Regions from separate parts of the Homo sapiens genome. Here region 1 is linked to region 2. A link is an interaction called in ENCODE POLR2A ChIA-PET data of the cell type or tissue named here. Cell type or tissue: Panc1. All regions are shown on one strand. Links, peaks and the distances in the headings refer to the core of each region. The heading gives the core; the rest is flanking DNA.

Evidence for each region. ChIA-PET counts read pairs that join two places held together with the same protein. Peaks named below come from ENCODE experiments on the same cell type or tissue, not always from the same donor. Only the 100,000 strongest peaks of a DNase experiment are listed, where the experiment ranks them.
Region 1: POLR2A ChIA-PET joins it to region 2 with 5 read pairs; 7 of 35 experiments call an interaction of 5 or more read pairs at or near these places.

Annotation. Positions count from the first base shown.
Region 1 is chr10:99,982,048-99,989,084 of GRCh38, reverse strand. The region is part of intron 1 of DNMBP (dynamin binding protein); the gene reads left to right. LOC124902490 (a long non-coding RNA gene) reads right to left here. Exons shown (of 2, transcript XR_007062266.1): 2 at 4,978-6,012. Among named protein-coding and RNA genes, the nearest start is that of DNMBP, 24 kb to the left of the region's middle. RefSeq lists enhancers at 4,312-4,471, 5,359-5,568. In Panc1, for the core only: no CTCF peak of the experiment used is centred there; no DNase peak of the experiment used is centred there; H3K27ac peaks cover 1,015 bases.
Region 2 is chr10:99,902,182-99,913,281 of GRCh38, reverse strand. It overlaps DNMBP (dynamin binding protein), which reads left to right. Exons shown (of 17, transcript NM_015221.4): 5 at 4,136-4,329; 6 at 5,188-5,287. Among named protein-coding and RNA genes, the nearest start is that of DNMBP-AS1, 19 kb to the left of the region's middle. RefSeq lists enhancers at 1-6, 6,151-7,350. In Panc1, for the core only: no CTCF peak of the experiment used is centred there; a DNase peak (open chromatin) is centred at 6,601.

The sequences.
Region 1 (7,037 bases), core at 22-4,021, 80 kb before region 2:
GAGGGTGAGGATTATTGAATAGCAGTTCTGTCTACTAGCGTATATATTATAAGAATAAGAAGTAGCTGAAAAAGTTTGAATATAGAGGTGAATGGACATGGGTATAGAAAGGGCTAAAAGTTGGCTGGGTGCAGTGGCTCACGCCCATAATCTCAGCACTTTTGGGAGGCCGAGGCAGACAAATCACTTGAGATCAGGAGTTTGAGACCAGCCTGGCCAACATGGTAAAACCCCATCTCTACTAAAAATACAAAAATTAGCCGGGTATGGTGGTTCATGCCTGTAGTCCCAGCTCCTCGGGAGGCTGAGGCAGGAGAGTCACTTGAACCCAGGAGGCAGAGGTTGCAGTGAGCCAAGATTGAACCACTGCACTCCAGCCTGGGTGACAGAGCAAGACTCCGTCTCAAATAAATAAATAAATAAATAAAAATAAAAATAAAATTGTCAGAGATATCAAGATATTGCTAGAGGAGTGGGGACAAATTGTGAATTATGGTGGTTAAATGATGCACTGATCTTTGTCTCGTTTCAGTGTTGCTAGTATGAATTCTAATTCATAACACTATGGTGTAAAGACATTAGATATTTACTTATCTAATCTCATTTTACCTATTCTAAGCTCCCCTCTACCTGGCTATTGGAAAACTTAATTTTAGGTATCATTGGAGCCCTTCTTCCTTTCCTGTACCCAGTGGGCCAGGCACGAACAGAGCAAGACTAACCCTTATATGCAAATCTGACAAGGACATTTAAAGAAAAGGGAGTTATAGACTAATAACCCTTGAGAGCACAGGTGTAAAAATCTGTAACAAAAAAGTACCAAATTGAAAATTGAAGTCTCTAAAGAGGATAATACATCATAAGCAAGTAGAATTTATCCCAGGAATGCAAGGTTGATTTAACATTTAAACTTATGACATCAGAATAAAGGGGGAAAATGGTCATCTCATTGGACGCAGGAAAAGCATTTGATAAAATTCAACAACTATTCATGATTTTTTTTTTTATTAAGCAAAATGAAACACTGCAGAACTGGTGTGAAGTTGTGAACTATTTCCCCCGCCTGCCTCTGAGCAGGAATCCCAATGATCAGACATGCTAACTGCCTAGATGGCCCCGCAAAAGTCTGTGGAGTCTCTAGGACATAGTTAATTAATCGACCTGTGATCATATGCATTTGCTAATTGTTAGGAAGTTAGTAGTCCAGTTTATATCAACTACCACATGCTACTGTTAGTTTCTGTATCAATTTTGTAATATTATTAAAATATCCTTTTTGTTCTCTCTCATAGCAGTCTGTAATATAAATCTCCCACCTGTTTCTTTCTCCTTTCATCTTTTTTTTTTTTTGACATGGGGTCTTACTCTGTTGCCAAGGCAGGAGTGCAGTGGCATGATCTCAGCTCACTGCAACCTCCACCTCCCCTGGGTTCAAGTGATCCTCCTGCCTCAGCTCCCAAGTAGCTGGGACTACAGGTGCACACCATCATGCCCAGCTAATTTTTATATTTTTAGTAGAGACAGGGTTTTGCCATGTTGGCCATGTTGGTCTCGAACTCCTGACCTCAGGTGATCCACCTGCCTTGGACTCCCAAAGTGCTAGGATTACAGGCGTGAACCACTGCACCCAGCCTCTCCCTTATCCCAGCTACTCTTATCTTATCCCAGCTACTCTTCGTAATGTTTTATCCCCAGATTCATGGGTTTTCATGTGGATATATTATTTTCTTTTTCTTATTTATTTGTTGTGGAGATGAGATCTCACTATGTTGCCCAGGCTGGTTTCTAGCTCCTAGCCTCAAGTGATCCTAGCCTCGGCCTCCCAGAATGCTCGGATTACAAGCATGAGCCACCCTGCCTGGTCTTATTTTCTTTACATGTCATGTTAGTGCCCCCATCTCCTGTTAGAGATTTCTTTTTTTTTTTTTTTGAGATGGAGTCTTGCTCTGTCGCCCAGGCTAGAGTGCAGTGGCGCGATCTCAGCTCACTGAAAGCTCCACCTCCCGGGTTCATGCCATTCTCCCGCCTCAGCCTCCCGAGTAGCTGGGACTACAGGTGCCCGCCACCACACCCGGCTAATTTTTTTGTATTTTTAGTAGAGACGGGGTTTCACCGTGTTAGCCAGGATGGTCTCGATCTCCTGACCTCGTGATCCGCCCGCCTCGGCCTCCCAAAGTGCTGGGATTATAGGTGTGAGCCACGTGCCCGGCCTTAGAGATTTCTTTTACATGAAGTGAACCTTCCCACTGTTGAATTTTGGGATGAGTTCTAACATACCTCAAGAGTCATAGACTGTTTTTACTTTGTTGTATTATAATTTCAGCCTCACTTTGTTGCTCATACTCTGGGCCTTGATATACTGTATGGATGTCCTAACCTCTGATTGTTTCAAGCTCACTTGCGTTTGTTGTCCGTTTTCTTCATTAAATATTATCCTGCATATTATCCTGCCTTGCAGGTTTTTTTTTTTTTTTTTTTTTTTTTTTTTTTGAGACGGAGTCTTGCTCTGTCTCCCAGGCTGGAGTACAGTGGCACGATCTCAGCTCACGCCTTGCAGTTTTATATCTGGGGCTTTGTACTTTTTCTTTTCTCTTTTTCAAAATTCAGCTTAAAGTAATTGGAATCATTTTGGCACATTTCCCACCAAATAAATTCTCCCTTGCTTTTGTGAAGGGCAGCCGTCCTTTACCAGAACATATCATGGAAATACTGTTAGTCTCTGAACTAAATTTTTTTTTCCAGAGATGGGGTCTCACTATGTTGCCCAGGCTGGACATGAACTCCTGGCCTCAAGCAACCCTCCCACCTTGGCCTCCCAAAGAACTGGAATTATAGGGACACACCACTGCATCTGGCTAAGAACTAACATTTTAAATCAGAACTTTAATAAATTAATGTGGGTCAAGATTTTCCATGAAATAGCATTAACTTTACTCATGAACATTCCCCTTTGCTTTCTTGAATGGATAAGAAAGATGTATATCCTCTGTGACTTAGAGAGGGAAAAAAGGCTTGAACATCTAGGACATTGAGAGGCCAGGCACCGTGGCTCACACCTGTAATTCCAGCACTTCAAGAGGGCGAGGCAGGCGGATTGCTTGAGCTCAGGAGTTTGAGACCAGCCTGGCCAACATGATGAAACCCGTCTCTACAAAAAATATAAAAAATTAGCCAGGCATAGTGGTGCATGCCTGTGGTCCCAGCTACATGGGAGGCTGAGGCAGGAGGATCACTTGAGTGCAGGAGGCAGAGGTTGCAGTGAGCTGAGATTGCGTCACTGCACTCCAGACTTCACTTTCTGACACCTCTCATCCTTTCATACAAAGAGAAGAAATTATTCATTTAGCCTTCGTGTTGTCTTGTATGAGCTCTTGTATTGTCAAGGACAAGAGAAATGTGCAGTTGCTTTTAAGGTTAGATATTCCTTCTCATTGCTGGGACTTGAGATTTTTTAAATGGATTCTCATTCCCAAAAGGTAATGTTAACTGGAGAGTTCAGTTCCAAGACATAAGGATGCTCGTGGAAGCATATTCTTTTGAAGGAACCTCCACCTGACAGCCCCTACAAAAAGGGAACCCCTTTCCCAGCTCTTCCCAGGTAGGTACTCTCCCCTGGGTGGCTGAGCGAGACCCTGACTCAAAAAAAGAAGGACACTGAGTTCTTTTGACACCATCTAAAGAATCAGCCATTCATTGGGTTTGCCGTGTTGTGGCATATTCTCTGGTTCATCTTGAAATTATATATACATTTTATTTTCAAGTATAGTGGCTGTAGTTTCTATAAAAGGCAAGCAGTACTGCAGTTTTTGTTGTTGTTTGTGTAAAGCTGCTCGTCCCTGGTTTTCCATGGTGCTCAAATGTTGGTACTCCTTAAAATGATCTAAAATCACCTACCCTGCTAATGATCTTAGCTATTTTTAACTCCAATTGGACAGTTTGTTTCCTCCCAATTTTTCTTCCTCAGAATCTTCAGTTTTCTAAATTCTTTTCCTGATTTTTCTTCCAAAATATCAAGAATATTTTATACCTTAAAATAGGTTGAGGCCAGGCACAGTGGCTCATGCTTGTAATCCCAGCACTTTTGAGAAGCTGAGGCTGGAGGATTGCTTGAACTCACGAGTTCAAGACCAGCCTGGGCAACATGATGAAATCCTGTCTGTACACAAAAAAGGGAAAAATTTGTAAATTCATTATCTGGGTGTGGGGGCACATGCCTGTAGTTCCAACTACTTGTGAGGCTAAGGTGGGAGAATCACTTTAGCCTGGGAGGTCAAGGCTGCAGTGAGCCGTGATCATCACTGCACTCTAGCCTGGGCAACAGAGTGAGACCCTGTGTCAAAAAAAATAGGTTGAAAGGTAGAGAAATTCCTCATGTCTTTTTAAATCTTCTGTAGCAGAAACACAAGTTTGTGCTTGAAACAGATAAGAAAAAGAAACAAGATGCCTGCCTTGCAGATCTCACTAACATTTGTCCTCACAACTTGGAACACTGGGTTAATAAATTTTCTTAGTGTCTTCTGGAAACTGTCTTAAAAACTGCGTGTTTTTACACGTTTATTGTGTTCTTTGTTATCTATAGCCACACCCTAAAGTTTCACTTTATAGTTTCACTTAATCTGCACGTCTGTAACTGCTGTCATGTGTATTACATCTGCAACATAGTGGAGCTGTTAATTTTAATATGTTGCTCAGCTACTTAGCTCTGACATGTCCAGTTTATTTAGTTATGAGTCAGTGGTTCTTAAATTTCCACCCATAATTGAGATTCATGCATTATTTAAGAAATGTGAGTCTGAGAGGATACTTAGGAACTCCTAGGTTAACCCATTTGAAAATATTTCTTGAATGTAAATTTCCTCAAACTTTGTAGGTCCTGAAATATTAATCTTGGGACCTCCCTCCACCAGTGCAGTTTCATTAAAAAGACAAAACTGATGTGGAGATATAGAAGTAATTTTTTAAAAAAAGAGCTAAAAATGGAAGGAAAACAGCAGTTTAATATGGGTGGCGTAGACGCTGTAAATTAGTTAAAACTACTGTACTGTGAGAGTCAATCCTGAAGCTTTCTTATTTTAAATTCTGTCTTTCGTAAAACAAAAAAAATTTATAGAAGTGTTCGGGTGGTTTAGATAAGGGTTGCTCAGTTTAAATCCTGAGAAGGACTGAGGCGGCCTTCCACGATTGGTGGAAACTCTGACATGTATCCTGTTCCATCTGGAGTTGTTGCCTTCCAACTTGGGCCAAGTTTGAAATCAGCAAAGTGTTGCAATATAAGTAGTTTCAGACGGTATAGGACAGCAGATTCCTTTACTTTCCTACCCTAGTTTCTCTGGTCAGCTCACCTAAGCCAGCGCAGGGTTTTCATTTGTTCTTCCAGTTCGACATTCTGTACCCTGTGGAACCAGAGTCCGTGTGGTGAGTCAGTGCTGCGGTCCTGGGGGCACGCAGGGTAGGAGGCCGCTGTTGAAGAGCAGATGGCCCAGGCCGTGCTTCTCAGCCATGTGGGGATGCTGCGGCCAAGAGGGGTCCTGCTTTTCCCTCATCTGTTGCTAGTTATCTGAAGAATCTCTGAGGAACCTGGCTGTGACTGCTGACCTTCTGTCCAGAGTGAACTCCAGCGACATAAACCATAGGAGGAAGTGCTGTTTTCCTAGCTTCTCTCATTTCCTTCCTTCCTGAAGCAGATTTAGACTTCATTTTCTGACACCTCTCGTCCTTTCATGCGAAGGGAAAAAATTACTCATTTAGCCTTCGTGTTGTCTTGTATGAGCTCTTGTATTGTCAAGGACAAGAGAAATGTGCAGTTGCTTTTAAGGTTAGATATTCCTTCTCATTGCTGGGACCTGAGATTTTTTAAATGGATTCTCGTTCCCAAAAGGTAATGTTTTCTGGAAAGCAGTTCCAAAACATAAGGATGCTCATGGAAGCATATTCTTTTGAAGGAACCTCCGCTGGACTGCCCCTACAGAAAGGGAATCTCTTTCCCAGCTCTTCCCAGGTAGGCAGTCTCTCCTGGTAGAGTAAGCAAGAAAGGAGAGACAGCTGTTTTTTGTCTTTCAGTTAAGGAAACCCCTTCAGAAGTTTTGTTCTGGGACCCCAGAATTTGAATTTTTTTTTTTTTGGCAGGGTCTCGCTCTGTTGCACAGGCTGGAGTGCAGTAGTGCGATCAGCTTGCTGCAACCTCCACTTCCCAGGTTCAAGCAATGCCACCTCAGAGCTGCTCCCCCATACCCCCGCCCTGAGTAGCTGGAACCACAGGTGTTCACCACCACGTCCAGCTAATTTTTATATTTTTGTAGAGACAGGGTTTTGCCATGTTGCCCAGTCTGGACTCGAACTCCTGGGCCCAAGGGATCTGCCTGTCTTGGCCTCCCAAAGTGCTGGGATTACAGGCGTGAGCCACCGTGCCCAGCCTCACCAGTGCTTTTTGAAAGAATATACTGACTAATTTAGGGGAGTACAGGGAACCCAGGCATTAATATTTTTCTAAATTTTTTTTAAACCTTCAAAATGTATGTCTCCAGTGCTTACCTCTCACCTGGATTTAGAATGGTGGATTTAGGGAACTATTTTTATAGTTTTCCATATACTTTGCTCAATTCTTTATTTTATTTTATTATTTATTTATTTATTTATTTTTTGAGACAGGGTCTCGCTCTGTTGCCCAGGCTGGATTGCAGTAGCACGATCTAGGCTCACTGCAGCCTCCACTTCCTGGGCTCAAGTTATCCTCCCACCTCAGCCTCCCCAGTAGCTGGGACTACAGGCGTGCACTACCACGCCCAGCTAATTTTTGTGTTTTTATAGAGACAGGATTTCACCATGTTGCCCAGGCTGGTCTCGAGCTCCTGGGCTCAAGCAATCCACCCTCCTCTGCCTCCCAAAGTGCTGGGATTATAGGTGTGAGCCACTGCGCCTAGCCATCCCCATTCTTTTCATGTGTTGTTCTCATAAATCCAAGTCATCCTTTTGGGCGTGTATCACTCAGGGGCCCAGCAGAAAACAGAAGGCACACTCAAATTGGGTAATTGGAAGAG
Region 2 (11,100 bases), core at 4,142-8,141:
CCAAGAGATAAAAGTGGACATTTCCAAGGCTCCCCAGCTACATAGTGGGGAAGTGCAAGATTCAAAGCTTCTTTTTCCACCACAGCTGGCTGGGGGTGAAGGCCGCCTTCTCCCGCTTTGTTGTCCGGGATACTAAAAATTTAATTTTTTTAGAGACGGGTGTCTCACTATATTGCCCAGGCTGGTCTTGAACTCCTGGGCTCCAGCAGTCTTCCCACCTCAGACTCCCAAAGCGCTAGGATTACAGGCATGAGCCACCACGCATGGCCCAGATACTAAAATTTTAGAGCAGATATTTTTATTAGAATATATGTGGCATAAAGGAAAAAGTTTTTATACTTACAGTCATTTCAAGCCAGACTTTAAAATTTGACTTAATCTTTGAAAACTCTCTTTGAGTGTTAATAAATGTTTGTGGCACCTGAAGGTCACCTGTGTCTTCAGAAATACCTTGGGTTGCCAGGAGCAGTGACACATGCCTATAGTCCCAGCTACTTGGGAGGCTGAGGTGGGAGGATCGCTTGAGAGCCCCAGGAGTTTGAAACTAGTCTGGGTAACAACCCCCTCCTTTAAAGAGAGAGGAAGAGAAAGAGGAGGGAAGGAAACACCTAGGGTTTTATTAAAATTGCGGATACCCCGGTCCCACCCAGGTTTGCTGAATCTGAATCCCAGGGATGGTGTCCAGGAAACTGCAATATAGTGAAAACATCCCACAGGGGTTTTTAATCACACCAAAGTGTTTGGGTTTTTAAAGGCTGCTCAAGAGTTTATAAACCCCATTTTCGGGGGGTGGGGGCACAGGGGAAGGCACGCTGGTAGTTTAAAAGAATTGTTATTGTTTTTCTCCATTTTAAAGAAATAAAAATCTAATACATAGGCTGGCTGGCTTCTGATTGATGAGTAAGTGCTTGCTGGTACTTTGTGTTTTCAACTACTATAATTAGTAGAATTTTGATTCTCAGGAGAGTACACAGTGGTTTCCAGGGAGTTTTTAAGATTTGAAGCAAATAAGCCCCTGACCTTTTCTCATTGAGATTCCAGGCCAGGGAAACCAAATGGTGCAGGATTAAGTGCACAGGATTTGGATTTAAATATATTTAGGTTCTAAATCCACAACTGCCATTTACTCACTATATAACCTCAGACAAGTTTGTCAGCCTCTCCAAGCCTGGATTTTCTTACCTATTAAATGGGAGTAATAATACCTACTTAAAAATTCTGATGTGAGTATTAAATGAGTTCAGGGATATAATCTGTAAAGTACCTGGCATGTGATAGGAATTCAGTAAATGTTCTCCCTCTCCAGAGCTTTTTAGTCTTGTATTTAAAATGAGTTTCTATTCTCAACTTGGCACTAATGAGACCATATTTGGGATTGAAAGTCTGTTGCTTTGAGATCACAAAGAAAATTTAAAACAAGCCTATTAGAAATAAATTTTATATGTAACACAATGAATTTAGAATCATAATCGAACACTGATGAAATCAGGGTTATGCTTCAAGTTTTGCCATTCATTCTACCAAAAAGTTCGAGAAAGAGCTTTTTCTGTTATGTCTTAAGTTTTATTTTGAATAATACCAAATATACAGAAAATTGCAATAGTACAATGAAAACTCCTGTATACATTTTATACAAATTCACCCATATTTAACATTTTGCTGTTTTTATCTCATTCTCTGTCAATCCCCACTCTCCACATGCAGTTTTTTTTTCTTTAATGAACTAAGAGTACATTGCATATATTGTGCCCCTTAGTAAGCTTCAGTGTGTATTTTGTATGAACATGGATTTTTTTTTGAGATGGAGTCTTGCTCTGTTCTCCCAGGCTGGAGTGCAGTGGTGCAATCTTGGCTCACTGCAACCTCTGCCTCAGCCTCCTGAATAGCTGGAATTACAGGCAAAATACAAATTTTTGTATTTTTAGTAGAGATGGGGTTTCACCATGTTGGTCAGGCTGGTCTCGAACTTCTGACCTCAGGTGATCTGTCCGCCTCAGCCTCAGACTCCCAAAGTGCGGGGATGACAGGCGTGAGCCACTGCACCTGGCCAGATTTTTTTTTTACTCAGGCTGGAGTGCAGTGGCATAATCTCAGCTTACTGCAACCTCTGCCACCCAGGCTCAAGCCATCCTCCCACCTCAGCCTCCTGAGTAGCTGGGACTATAGGTGTGTGCCAGTCCATGTGCTGCTAATTTTTGTATTTTTTGTAGAGGTGAGGTTTCACCATGTTGCCCAGGCTGGTCTTGAACTCCAAGCTCAAGTGATCTACCCACCTCGGCCTCCCAAAGTGCTGGGATTATAGGCATGAGCCACCACACTTGGCCTAAAATGGTGATTTGCTGACTCCATTATTTCTTCTCTTATTTATCAGCTGACATTCTACCATAACAAAGAGTTTTCTCTTCTCCCCCATTTATTTATGTACTTACATATTATCAATATGTACTTACAGGTTCTTATTCAGTGGAATAATCCATTGTGCTTTTTCATTTATACTCAAATTGTGCCAGATTGGCCAGTGGGAGCCCCTTCAAGCTGGCCTCTGTGCCCTTTGACCTATCCCCACCATGTTGTTGAGTACTTCTTCACTTTCTCCCACATTTCAGGCTCAGCTATACCTTCTCTGCCCCAGCCCTGGAATTAGCCATTTCTTCAAAGAACCCTGCCTCCTTTTAGTGGAGAATGGCATCTAGAAACCAGAATTTGGGTTGTATTCTAAAACACTGGAATTACTTTTTTGAGACAGGGTCTTTCTCTGTCACCCAGTCTGGAGTGCAATAATGGCACTATCTCGTGTCGCTGCAACCTCTGCCTCCTGGGTTCAAGTGATTCTCATGACTCAGCCTCCCAAGTACCTGGGATCACAGGTGTGTGCCACTATGCTTAGCATTTTTGTATTTTTAGTAGAGATGGAAGCTTGCCATGTTGGCCAGGCTGGTCTCGAACTCCTGACCTCAAGTGATCTGCCAGCCTTGGCCTCCCAAAGTGCTGGGATCATGGGCGTGAGCCACTGCACCCGTCCCAGAATTCCTAACTTCTGAGAGAAAGCAGTGTGGAAAGTGTTTTGGAGAATAAAATCTGCTGTGAAGGCCGACTTTCCTTAAGTAGTTTGAACACTTGTGTTTTTGCTTCTTAAACCTGGGTTAAAATAGTCCTGTAATTGTACTCAGACTTACTAGTATATTTACATACCAAATTTGTAGTTGTTTAATTGGATCATAAAGAATTTGATAGACTAAGCAGAGGCTGATTGTTTCACTGCTGTTCTTTTCCTTTGCTTATTACCATGTTTAATGCTCATTTCAGATGAACAAACGCTGTTCCATGTTTATAGATAACTCTCTCATCCTGTGTATCTAAGTAATAGTCAGATAATTGTAAAAGCTAATGACAGGATACATATTTGTTTTTTAGAATAATGCAGTTTAGTTCTTAGAGATTCTTATACTTGAAAATACCATTGATAAGCTTCATGTTTATAGTAAGTTTGTATCTACTAGGACATTTGAGTAACAAAACCTGCTTGTGAGTTTTGGTTAAGGTTTTCATAGGGAAAATCTAAACAATTTTTTTTACCTATTTCATTATATGCTAGTGTTGACCTACCATTACAGTGACTGGAAAATGATAGGTCCTATAATTATCCAGATCTCAGATGGATAATTTCTTATTTTTTATTTTACCCTTAGTTGGCATTGTTCTGTGTTCCCCATAATATTCTGTTTAATGTGCTACATCTGTATTTTGAACTTCCAGCTTGTTATTTCTGGTGCTTTGATCATGGACCATGTTTTATATCTGATTAAGTGAAAGCAAGTCTTATAAGGTCAGACCCCTCTAACCTCTTTTGCAAGGAGCTTGTAGACATGCTTTGTTCACTCAAAGTGGGCTAGCTACTTCTTTTCAGGACACATTCTCAAAATGGTATTGCACAGGTTGGAGTTCTCTCTGCAGTGATGGCTTTCTAAGCGCTTCAGCTGTCCCTGTTTACAACTGACATGTGCGATCTGATTTCCTGAGGGTTGACAATAGTGAGACCTTTGGTTCTCAGGAAATGGGTTCTGTTTGCCTCAAACTGTGGAAGGGTGCTGCTTTTACACCCAGAGCTGCTAACCAGTTCTCTTTTCCCTTCTAGAAATGACGCTCCTCTCCTCCCAGTCTTCATCACTGGTGGCCCCTTCTGGGTCTGTGTCTGCCGAAAATCCAGAGCAGAGGATGCTGGAGAAGAGAGCCAAGGTCATAGAAGAACTTCTTCAGACAGAAAGAGACTACATTCGGGATCTGGAAATGTGTATTGAGCGGATCATGGTACCCATGCAGCAGGCACAGGTGGGAACTGGGAGACAGAGTTAGTTTGACCTTGAATATGGTCCTCCAGGCCAGAAGCATTAGGATATAGGAGCTTTCGCCACAGATTTATTGGATTTGAAATAGAAACTGTGACTGTGAGTGCTGCTGCTCTTAATCAAGGGCCTCAACATACGTGTGTCATCAGCTAAGCCTTCAGCATCCTTTCACTTGTCAAGTCTACTGTTAACCTACCAGACACTGCAGTCACTCCTAGGACACTTCCTGTTTCTGTGGCTCCTGAAAGCAGTTCCAGGGAGTCTGAATCGTGGCCCTGCTAGAAGGCTGAGTGATGATGTAACAAAACCTGGGGGTGAGCAGTTACATGACTCTAGTACCTGTTCATATAGAGTTTATCCAGGAAACCCTTACTAACATGTGAGTAGGCTAGGGACTTTTCTAGATGCTGGAGGTAGTAAGAAAAGGGTAACAATGTCCTGGGGTTTATAGTCCTTGTTGCTTGTAACTTGACCAGCTGGGCTGGGCTTGGGTTTACACCCTTGGAGCATTCACTCCCAAGTACTTCTGCAGCAGGTAGGCAGTGCTACGGGATGTTGGTTGCGGGTGGGAATTTGTATCCCAGTGCATTTGTAGGCCAAATTGGTTCCATTATCACTTTACTAAAGTGCTGGTTGGGGTGGCAGAGAATAGTTGGATCAAGGACAAAGGATGACACTAAAGATAATGTTGGATATTTCTAGTCTGGAAACTTCATGAAAGTGAGTGAAGAAAGTGACCTTGAGCAATTTTTCTACAATTCTTGAAGAGCTGTTCCTAAGATGATTGAAATGCCATTAAGCTCATTTCCGTGCATTTTTATGTTTTGTTTCCTTTTCTCAGGTACCAAACATTGATTTTGAGGGACTTTTTGGAAATATGCAGATGGTGATTAAGGTCTCGAAGCAATTATTGGCTGCTCTGGAAATCAGCGATGCTGTAGGTATGAGCTCCTGTGTTGTTTCAGAAGCAGCTTTTTAAAAAAACTTCATGGGCAGGAGTAAGTGGCCTTCCTGATACTGAGTAACTATGCCTCCGGGAAGATACAGGTGTAGGTACTTAGTCCAGAGGTTACTTGTCCTCTGCTTTCCTTCTGTCTCAGCCTACTTTGGGGTAATAATAGGATGTTAGCAATAGAAGTAGTTTTGGATGTCATACAGTACAATGTTTTTCCACACTCATGGTTGCAGCCCATTACTGGGTCATGAGATCAACTTATTTTTCAAGAAAATACCAGAATGCGGCCAGGCACAGTGGCTCACACCTGTAATCCCAGCACTTTGGGAGGCCATGGCAAGAGGATCACCTGAGGTCAGGAGTTTGAGATCAGCCTGGCCAACATGGTGAAACCCTGTCTGTACTAAAAATAGAGCTGGGCGTGGTCATGGGCTCCTGTAATCCCAGCTACTTGGGAGACCAAGGTTGGAGGATTGCTTGAGTCTAGGAGGTTGAGGCTGCAGTGAGCTGAAATCGCGCCACGAGCCACTACACCACTGCCTGGGGTACAGAGCAAGACTTGGTCTCAAGAAAAAAAAAAACAAAAGAAAATATCAGAATGCACTGTAAGTTTAACTACCAATTTTTGAAACTTATCTGTTGTTTTTTTTTTGACACAGGATTTTTACACTGTCGCCCAGGTTGGAGTGCAGTGGTGCGAATTCAGCTCACTGCAGCCTCAACCTCCCAGCCTCAAGTCATCCTCCCTACCTTGGTCTCCCACATAGCTGGGAATACAGGCATGTGCCACCACGCCCAGCTAATTTTTGTAATTTTTTTTTTGTAGAGATGGAGTTTTGCCATGTTGCCCAGGCTGTGCCCAGGCTGGTTTCAAACTCCTGGGCTTAAGCGATCTACCCACCTCGGCCTCCCACATTGCTGGGATTACAGGTGTGAGCCACCACATCTGGCTGAAACTTTTATTTTCATTTCAAATATATGTGTACTGAGTCATAATTTAAAATACATTTATGTGGGACATTGTCAAAATGTTTTTAAAACATTCATCTAGTTCTTATAAACAAGGGAACTTATTGGTTATCCATTGCTATTTAACAATTTCACTGAAACTTAGCAGCTGAAAACATTAAACATGTATTACCTCGCTGCTTCTGTAGGTCAGGAGTCTGGAGGTGGCTCCGCTGGGTGGTTCTGGCCCAGGGTCTCATGAGGTTGGAGTCAGTTGTTGGCCTGGACTGCCATCATCTGGGGCTCAGGGATCTACTTCCAAGAAAGCTCACTCAGTTCTTCAGGCGTCAGTTTCTTGCCACGTGAGCCTCTCCCTGGGCTTTCCTCACGACGTGGCATGAGTCATGAGTCACCTAGAGTGACCTGTGAGAGAGAGCGAGAGACAGAATGAGAGAGAGCACGCAAGAGCAAGCACGCCTGAGACAGGAGCCACAGAGTCTTCTATAACCTGATCTTGAACATGACACAGCATCACTTCTGTCATGTTCTGTGGGTCCTACAGACCAGCCCTGGCACAGTGTGGGAGGGGACATCCTATCATTTTGCTGCTTTATTAGAATCCTAATTACAAGAGGCTACCCCAGTTCCAGCCATGACACCATATACAACAACATCCAGCAGAAGGAGTGACCCCTGTGTCGTTTTAAGAGTTTGCAAACCTTTTCCAGAGCTCCCTGATCAGATACCTTATTTCTCGTTGGCCAGAAGTGGGTGACATGCATGCAGCTAAGCTGATGGCTAGAAAGGGGAATGGGTCATGACACTGGCTTACACTAGATGGAATTTACCTGACTCACCTGGGAGAAAAACGGACACAGGAAAAAAATCAGGGTTCTGCCCCCTGAAGGGAGGAGGAAACAGCTCTGGGATGTTGTAGCATGGTTAATGTTTCCTGAGTGTTTCTCTCACCACATACCCTCACAAGATAGGTCCAGCTGGATCTCAGTTGTTCTCTACAATAGACAGCCCTCTGAGGTTTAGGTACTGTTGTTTCTTCTTTTTTTAGACAGGGTCTCACATTGTTATCCAGACTGGACTGCAGTGGCACAATGACAGCTCACCCACAGCCTCGATTACCCAGGTCAAGCAATCTTCTCACCTCAGCTCCCTGAGCAGCTGGAACTATAGGCATGCACCATCAGGCCCAGCTAGTTTTTAAATTTTTGTAGAGATGGAGTCTCACTATATTGCCCAGGCTAGTCTTGGATGCCTGGCCTCAAGCGATCTTCCCTCCTCAGACTCCCAAAATGCTGTGATTATAGGCACGAGCCGCCACACATGTTTTTGAGACAAGGTCTTGCTCTGCTGCCTAGGCTAGAATGCAGTGGTGTGATCATGGCTCACCTCAGCCTTGACCTCCCAGGCTCAAGTGATCCTCCCACCTCAGCCTCCCAACTAGCTTTTTTATTTTTAGTAGAGATGAGGTCTTGCTCTGTTGCCCAGGCTGGTCTTGAATTCCTGAGCTCAGTCCTCCCACACTGCAAGATTACAGGTGTGACCCACTCTGCAGCCAGTTTAGGTACTCTATCCTATTTTACAGTGAAGAAACCGACACTTAGAGGGAAGGTAATTTGCCCAGGTCACATGGCTAGTAATTGATGGGACTGGCATTCAAACTCAAGTCTTTCTGTCGTGCAGGCAAATGCCATTAGCCTCTATACAGAATACAACTGTGTCTTTTGCATTTTCTGGAACAGTTAGAAAAACTGGAACCTGAGGTTCTTGCCCTTAGTCTAACCAGAGAGGTCAGGGAAGTTGAGGAAGGAGATACACACATTGAGTTGGGCAGAAGGAAGTCACAGTGACCCAGTTTTAGTGTGATGGTGAAGCATAAACGACAGTGTATATGATTTTTTAAGGCACTTGAAATAAGTATCTCTGGGTCATTTATTTGTATTAAGAAAGAAATGAGATAAAGTTGGCTGCTATCTAAAAGAGCTTAATTTTAAATTAAGCAGTTACTCATTTTTCTTCCAGTTTATTACCTGTTGTCGTTCCTGGGGCTCTCAGGTGGTTGGAGTTAACCAGCTTCTGCAAGGCGCCTTCTCCCCTTAGGTCTGATTCAAATCAGAAATGAGAGTCTTAGCATCTGTGTCTATAGTGTACTATACCTTAGATTATGACAATAAACTGAGAAATGAAAGCAAATATCCATAGCCCCACCTCCATAAGATAGCACCTGCATTTATTTTTTCTTCTTCCCTTCGCTTCTTGTCCAAAGTCAAACAAGGAGTTGGGTAGCAGGCTTCGATGTGTTGAAGACACACAGAGGTGGCAGAGAGGCCTCAACACTGAAAGGCTGAGACCTAGGCGCAAGGACTAATTTTTAGAGGAGGGATGGTGGGTGGTGGGGCTTGAGGGAGCCAAGACTGAGAGTACCATGCCGGTGGCTCTAACGGAAGGCCAGGCGTGCGTTCAGTGGGGGATTCACAAAGAACAAATGAGGTCTGAAACATCCGATGAGGGAAGGCTCCGAGAAGACCATGAAGGGCAAGTTAAAGCCTTATGGAGCCACGGGCAAAGGGCAGGTGGCTGAGATAGAGAATGATCAAGCAGCACTGGGAGACTCTGGGTACATGGTCATAGGTGGAAAGTACTCGCTTTACCTGATTTTAAACACATCCCGCCGAGAGCTATGTTGTTCATAATGACCCAGGATGTGTGTTTCTGTGTATGTCTGTGCTTAGTTTTACCATGTCCAGTGTTTTCCTTTTTTTTTCGAGACAGTCTCACGCTATTTCCCAAGCTGGGGTGTAGCAGTGTGATCACAGCTCACTGCAGCCTCTACCTTCTGGGCTCAAGCGATCCTCCCACCTCAGCCTCCCTAGTAGCTGGGACTACAGATGCGTACCACCACACCCAGCTAATTTTTATGTCCGATGTTTTCTGATATTTTCTTTTCTATTTGATCAGCCGGGCGTGTTGGCTCACACCAGTAATCCCAACACTTTGGGAGGCCGAGGCAAGGTGGGCAGATCATGTGAGCCCAGGAGTTCTGGACCAGCCTGGGCAACATGGGAAAACCCCGTCTCTACAGAAAAAAAAAAAAAATCCATTCTATTTCATCAAAACAGTGCTGACTGTGACCCATTAAGTATATTTCGTGACCCAGAGTTTGAAAGAGATTATAGGTGTAGCTTTGCTAGTTTGTAATTGATATAGAACAGTGACTATCAGGGAAGTTGAAGAACGGCGAATTGAATGTAAATCATGTCTGGATGGTGAAGATTCTAAGAATGCAACTAGGGAAAGGGCTGCAAAAAGAAGGTGGCAGACTAATGTAGAATGGTGCAACCAGATGAAGACATGGGTGGCTTTAGGAATTCCAAAGTGGCCGTGAAGGCCAGGCACGGTGGCCCACGCCTGTAATCCTAGCACTTTGGGAGGCCAAGGTGGGTGGATTGCTGAGCTCGGGAGTTCGAGACCAGCCTGACCAACCAGGTGAAACACCATCCCTACAAAACATACAAAAATTAGCCAGGTATGGTGGGGCACACTTGTAGTTCCAGCTATTTGGGGGGCTGAGGGCAGAGAATTGCTTGAGCTCAGGAGGTCAAGGCTGCAGTGAGCTGGTTCATGACAGTGCACTCCAATCTGGGTGACAGAGCAAGGCCCCATCTCTTAAAAAAAAACAAAACAAAAAAAAAGTGGCCGTGAAGATGAAAAAGGAGCCAGCCCCACCCCCACTGTTGTGACTGGTAGGTTGCAGGAGTAGACAGAAGGGAAGCTTCTGGCCAGGTGCTGTGGCTCCTGCCTGTAATTTCAGTAGTTTGGGAGGCCAAGGCGGGAGGATTGCTTGAGGCCAGGAGTTCAAGCCCAGCCTGGGCAACATAGTGAGACCTCGTTTCTACAAAAAAAAAAAAAAAAAAAATTGCCCAGGTGTGGTAGCACATACCTGTAGTCCCAGGTTCTTGAGAGGCTGAGGCAGGAGGATTGGTTGAGCCCAGGTGTTGGAGGCTGCAGTTGGCAATGGTCACAACACTGCACTCCAGTCTAGGATGTGGAGTGAGACCTTGTCTCAAAACAATTTTTTTTTTTTTTTTTTAAAGACAGAATCTTGCTCTCTGCCCAGGCTGGAGTGCAGTGGCACGACCTCTGCTCACTACAACCTCTGCCTCCTGGGTTCAAACGATTCTCCTGCCTCAGTCTCCCGAGTAGCTGGGATTACAGGCGCCTGCCACCATGCCTGGCTAATTTTTGTATTTTTAGTAGAGACGGGGTTTTGCCATGTTGGCCAGGCTGGTCTCGAACTGCTGACCTCAGGGGATCCGCCCACCTTGGCCTCCCAAATTGCTGGGATTACAGGCTTGAGCCACTACGTCCAGCCAACAATTTTTTTTTTTTTTTTTTTTTAAAGGGAGGCAGCCGGGTGCGGTGTTTCACACCGGTAATCCCAGCACTTTGGGAGGCTGAGACGGGCGGATCACCTGAGATCAGGAGTTTGAGACCATCCTGGCCAACATGGTGTAACCCTGTCTCTACTAAAAATACAAAAATGAGCCAGGCGTGGTGGCGCATGCCTGTGATCCCAGCTACTCAGGAGACTGAGGCAGGAGAATCACTTGAACTCAGGAGGCAGAGGTTGCAGTGAGTTGAGATCATGCCACTGCACTCCAGCCTGGGTGACACAGCGAGACTCCATCTCAAAAAAAAAAAAAAAAAAAAAAAAGAAGGGAGGCTTCCAGTGAGAAAGGGCAGTGTGAGGTGATATGAAAAAAGTTAAGTTTCTCTTACAGAAAGGAGTTATACATTAAGGAAAATAATTTAAATAGAAACTTTTTAGGCCAGGCA